Regions from separate parts of the Homo sapiens genome. Here region 1 is linked to region 2. The links are chromatin loops, found by intact Hi-C in ENCODE. Cell type or tissue: ascending aorta. All regions are shown on one strand. Links, peaks and the distances in the headings refer to the core of each region. The heading gives the core; the rest is flanking DNA.

Region 1 (2,921 bases), core at 333-2,832, 120 kb before region 2:
ACCTACATGCACACGGGCAGTATGAAAGATGGTTATTGTTCGGTACATCTTCAGTGGTGAGAAAAACATTCATGAGCTTTATCTTTTCTGTGAGGAGGGTGCTTTAATCCACTGAATCATTGTGTAAAGGTAAACTGACAGGACTCCTCAGTAACATATACTGTTTAATCCTTAACTGTTCGTGTCTAGATGTTTTTAGTAAGTTTCAGTTATTCGCATTAGAGCAATAAAATTCCCAGAGGTGGGGAGGCATAAATCTATTTGTGTGTTTTTTAATATCTAGGAGTTAGCACAGAGTTTTGCTAATGGTAAATGTTTTGATAGACAGGCTCATAACAGAACACATTTTTTTGAAATATTTACAATATAGTATTTAGCAATATTTTCTTTAGCCTGAAACCTTTGGTTCACAAAATCCTACATGAAAATATAAGCAAATAAACCCCAAAGCTGAGCTGCTCTAGCTGATCCTCTCTGCGGGAGGTCCCATCACCCCTGCTTTTAGCCACCCTCCCAAATCAGGGGTTCTACACAGTAGAGTTTGAAATCCGTCGTTTTAACTTAAAGTAAAATTTAAAGGAAAAAAAATATAAACTTAATATGTTAGGTTCTTTAAAAAGAGAGGGCAGAAGCTCAATTGGATAAAACAGTCTGTGCTATCTGCCCTAGTGATGATTCAAGACTGCCAATGTCAAAGATGTGACAAAAAGCCACAGTCAACCTGACCAATGATCATTGTCTCTGATAAGAAATTCTCTGAATTAAAGGGCAGTTCATGCTGTTTCAGAAACTAGTCAAATGAGAATATGAAAAATCCAGATACTTCCTATTGATACTGAAGAACAGATTTTAAAAAGCCTAGCCTTAGGCTGTGTTTATTTATGTGTCTAATTCTCTTATGAAGATAAGCATCTAATAAAATATGGAGCTTAAAGTAAGATACATTTAAAAATCTCTTAGTCTATATAAATCAGGTAATGGGAAAATAATTTTCCTACTTTCATTTCAAAATAGGTCTGAAAACACCTTATTTTCAGAATTTGCATCAGCTGAATATTAAGAGTCTAAATCAAAATTAATTAGAATTATTAAATGCTATAGTAGTTTTCGCTATCATGTTTTTACTTGTTAAAACTATTTGGGAAAAAGATCCATTTTCCCATCAATGTCACCTTCAGTAAGAAGCTAAGGAGGTATTTATAACCTTCACAAACCACTCTATTTGCCAAATAATACACAAAATATATTGAATCAAAGCAATTATTCTGCTAAATACATGAATGACAAGAATGAGGAAAATCAGTCTTACCTTATAGCATAGATACAGCAGTATTAATATCGGTACTGAATATCGCATTATACATATCTATATAAGAAAGACATTATTTAGATTATAAGTATTTTGAACCTTTTCTTTTTTGAGAGACAGGGTCTTGCTATGTTTGCCTAGGCTGGCCTGGAATTCTTGGGCTCAAGTGATTTTCCTGTCTCAGCCTCCTGAGCAGCTAGGATTATAGGAGTGAGCCACTGTGCCCGGCTTTTTTAAACACTTCTGCCTTACAGTTTTGCTTTGTAAATATATGCCTTAAAAAATTACCAGAAATATAATTTAATGGAGCACAAGTCTCCAATATGCAGAATAACTGAGTCGATACTAGGATTCTAATCATTTGTAAGATATCTGCAGCTTCTACTATATTGCCACCTAGTGAATTTATGGAGTAGAACAATTCAAAACTGCATTTATAGGCTACTGAAAAATTGTCATACATATATAAATAATTATCTTTATGAAAATACATTATAATAACAACAGTTATAATTCCGGACAAGGGGATTATTGGTAATTTTAATTCCCCTTTTGTGCTTTTTTTTGTATTTCCAAATTCTGTATAATGAACATATCTAACTTATAGTCTGAGAAAAAAGTAATTTTTTAAAATAAAATTATTTTAAAATAATTCCCTATAAAATCTTAATATATCAATTATGTATTTTCAGCTTCAATTTCAGTATCCATTTTATCTCACAGCTACTGAAAAACAAAAAAAGAAGTGGTATGAAAGAAATACTGCAAGTCATAAAAGGAGATGGAAAAAGGGATGACACTGACCCTCTTTGGGTTATAAAGATGGACTGACTTCAGAAGTAACTCCCATATTTCAGGGCTACATAGGCCGAATGATGCGAACACACACATGTGTGACGTCCAGAGGTACTTCATTCTGCAAGAACAGACACAGGCGCAAGTCAGAAGTACTAGTTGTATATAAACCTGGATTCTGAGACACCTATAAAGGCAGCTTTACAGTCTATGACGGCAAAATCTTACTTAAAACTATGCAGATGCCATTTGCCGAAGGGTTCGTTGTTTAACTCCACTGCCTTTTCAAGACTATGCTTTGAGTAAAACATAGAGGCGTGTTTGTAATTAATTGTAAAAACTGATGTTGAGTATTTTATACTGAGAGAAGATAGGATATAAGGATGATTTTATGGGAACCATGATCATTAATGAAGATGATTGTCACTTTCCAAATTATATTGCTAAGTAACATCAAGAGTGATCAAATAAAAAGTAAACAAACAGGTAAGACAAAAATACCTCATTGTACTCAATGCCAAGAATCCAAACAGAATGGTATGTATTAAGTTGTAGGCAGTTTCTGGTTTCAGGTCAACTGTGCCTTTTTCCATTTTACCCACGGATTGTTGATTTGTAGAATCACTGAGTAAAACAGCAACATACAAAATTTAAGCTGGAAACATAATTTTAGTTAGATCTTTGTAAAAGAAGAAGATACAAGAAATGTATGCCTTTATGTATTCAGAAATTGATTATTTCCATAAGATGAAATGAATTCGCATTGATCAATTTTGAATTTATGAGGCTAAAGTGTAACAATATAAATGCATTAATA
Region 2 (2,921 bases), core at 221-2,720:
GTGCCTCGAGTAAGTTGCCAAGGTGATGACTGGTTGTAAACTGAATGAGACATTGAACGAGTTGAAACTGGAGGAAGACCTACTTGTTTCCAGCCACAATACTTATGAAGGACACCTTGTCTTTGGTGTGATAAGATTAGATTAGATTTGTTTTGAAGGGATTAATCATGTAAGTCTTTGGCACAGAACCGAAAATTGGACGAGACGTGTGGCCCGTATTTCTTTAAGGTGTAATTTTTATCATGACCTTTAAAAAATATACTGCCTCGGCCGGGCGCGGTGGCTCACGCCTGTAATCCCAGCACTTTGGGAGGCCGAGGCGGGCGGATCACGAGGTCAGGAGATCGAGACCATCCCGGCTAAAACGGTGAAACCCCGTCTCTACTAAAAATACAAAAAAATTAGCCGGGCGTAGTGGCGGGCGCCTGTAGTCCCAGCTACTTGGGAGGCTGAGGCATGGCGTGAACCCAGGAGGCGGAGCTTGCAGTGAGCCGAGATCCCGCCACTGCACTCCAGCCTGGGCGACAGAGCGAGACTCCGTCTCAAAAAAAAAAAAAAAAAAAAAAAAAAATACTGCCTCAAAAAAGGAGAGATTGTAGAAAGGTGAGAGGAGGCAAGAGAGCTAAAAGGCAAAAAAGGATGTGGTAGTGCGAGCTGAGAAAAATAAACCCCGAAATTGTCCCTGACTTTGCTACTTAGCCCTTGTGGGACTGTGAGCAAGTGGGCTCTATCTTTCCGATGTTTTCACCTTGCTTGTAAAACAAGAAGTTCAATTTATCCTTTTTTTTGAGCTTCAGATGACTGGTATATAGAAGCACGGAGTTTAATGATAGGAGTCCTCTGGGTTCAAGATGGGACTTCATCATTAAGAATAATGGCAAGACTTGATTTTATTAATGAATGAAAAGATTGCTTGATGTAAGTCAGAAGGAATGTAAGATGAAAAGACGTGATATATTATTATATATACAGCTGTCAGTAATAAATTAACATTAGCTCTGGGTTCCTTGCACTTTGCATCCTGAATATACACCTAGAAATACTTCATAATTGTAGTTCAGGTCTCAAGGACCATCATAAATTATCCCTCTGTCATTCATTCTCTGCTAAAAGCCACAGACCTATGTTTCTTCAACAGCACATCAACATCTAAAATCCTTGGTGCTATGAGGCATACATATTAATTTATTTCTTATTGAGGGCCCAAGTAAACCAGAAGGATGCATAATGACCAACCCTGACGATGAAGAGGAGGAGAAAGGGCAGGGGACGTGATTGTGAAAATCAGGGTTGGCTCTGGCTAATACTGGTCTTTGCTTAATTTGCAGCTCAGCTGTTTTGGGGCTGAGATGCTAACTTATTTAGAAAAGGCCCACCGAGGAACTCAGACATAGCAAATATAGCAGCCCTGCAGTCAACGCTGCGATGGAATTCTCTCCAGAGTTCTCCTAGCCCTGAGACCCTGTCTTAGACTCAGGACCTGGGTATAAGGACAAGAATCAATAATGGTGACATCTAGTGGCCCACGCGCAATGTGCAGCCAAGCCACAGGGCACTCCAGTGGAAAATGGGACCTGTGCCTGGTCCAAGCCAACTTAGGCCTGACCCCAAGCTCCTGAATCAGCCTAAGAGTTTGGTGTCTGGCAGAGATTCCCTGCATTCGTGTTGATTTGTGATTGGGATCCAGGAAACGCACCAGCAGGCTGGGAGTGGAGGTGGAGGGGGGCTGCTTTTGAGGCCGACAGGAGGCTCCTTTCAGTCTAGTCTGCATATGCCACAGACTGGTGCTGCAGGAAAGCGTGGCTCGGCGGAGCTAGCGGTGGAGCAGGGAGCTTGCCTCCGCCAGACTGTCTTTCTGCCTCAACGCAGACTGGTTATTGGAACGCTCAAGCAATTTTCAGTCGTCTTTGTCAATAAAGTCAGTCTCTTCTCTGCAAAGGGAATGAAAATGAGATTTTGAGGCCTCCAAAGAGCTCTCTTCTTTGGCCATTTTTCTCTACCCAGGAGCCAGGGAGTGGCTTCACCGAGCTGGGTGGGAGCTATTTGCTCTGCCCCAAACCCCTGTTGACAGGTAATACCACCTGCTTCTGAACAAGACAATATGATTGTAATAGTATACTGTTCAATTCTTCCTAGGGAAGCAGTTTCCTGAAAACAGTGGCCTTTATTGATGAGTGGAGCAGAGGAAGAAAATGAAAAGAAGAAGGAGGAGAAGATGAAGAAAGACACTAAAAGGAAAAGTAACTGCTAATCAAACCAAGAAAGCCCAGCTAAGGGGTAATCCTGCAACTTAAAAATATGTCATTTGTTATTTTGACAGCTCCTTTTGAGGTGATAGACTAGGAGGAGCTGCTGGCATCATCACCGACTGGCTGGGAGTTCTACTTCTTGCTTAAGACATCAGTAAATGGATAACTGCAGATTGCAAGGAGTCTATCTTCTAAGATTCCCAGCTTGAGCTCTTCGTATACTGGGGAAGACCAAGCAGAGGGAACATGGTATAGTATTTGACCTTCTGGGATGTTTATTTAATTAATTAATTAATTAATTAATTTTTATTTTTTGACACTGACACTCTCGCTCTGTCACCCAGGCTGGAGTGCAGTGGTGCAATCTCAGCTCACTGCAACCTCTGCCTCCTGGGTTCCAACGATTCTCCTGCCTCAGCCTCCCGAGTAGCTGGGAATATAGGCATATGTCACCATGCCTGGCTAATTTTTGTATTTTTAGTAGAGATGGGGTTTTACCATGTTGCCCAGGCTGGTCTTGAACTCCTGACCTCAAGTGATCCACCCATCTTGGCCTCCCAAAGTGCTGGGATTACAGGCGTGAGCCACCATGCCCAGCCTGGGATGTTTCTTTCACTGAGAAAGAGACATGAGTGATAAAGGAAAGGAAAAAATGCATATCGTACCCAGAGA

The links. Peaks named below come from ENCODE experiments on the same cell type or tissue, not always from the same donor. Only the 100,000 strongest peaks of a DNase experiment are listed, where the experiment ranks them.
Region 1: it touches region 2 in a loop (2.0-fold over the local background); 5 of 110 quality-filtered maps call a loop at or near these places.

The regions. Positions count from the first base shown.
Region 1 is chr19:32,463,173-32,466,093 of GRCh38, reverse strand. It overlaps DPY19L3 (dpy-19 like C-mannosyltransferase 3), which reads right to left. Exons shown (of 19, transcript NM_001172774.2): 13 at 2,606-2,728; 14 at 2,114-2,225; 15 at 1,310-1,366. Among named protein-coding and RNA genes, the nearest start is that of DPY19L3, 59 kb to the right of the region's middle. In ascending aorta, for the core only: a CTCF peak has its summit at 1,727 (motif pointing left); no DNase peak of the experiment used is centred there.
Region 2 is chr19:32,339,056-32,341,976 of GRCh38, reverse strand. No RefSeq gene overlaps it. Among named protein-coding and RNA genes, the nearest start is that of ZNF507, 5.1 kb to the left of the region's middle. RefSeq lists an enhancer at 1,739-1,788. In ascending aorta, for the core only: a CTCF peak has its summit at 1,532 (motif pointing left); a DNase peak (open chromatin) is centred at 1,556; H3K27ac peaks cover 1,212 bases.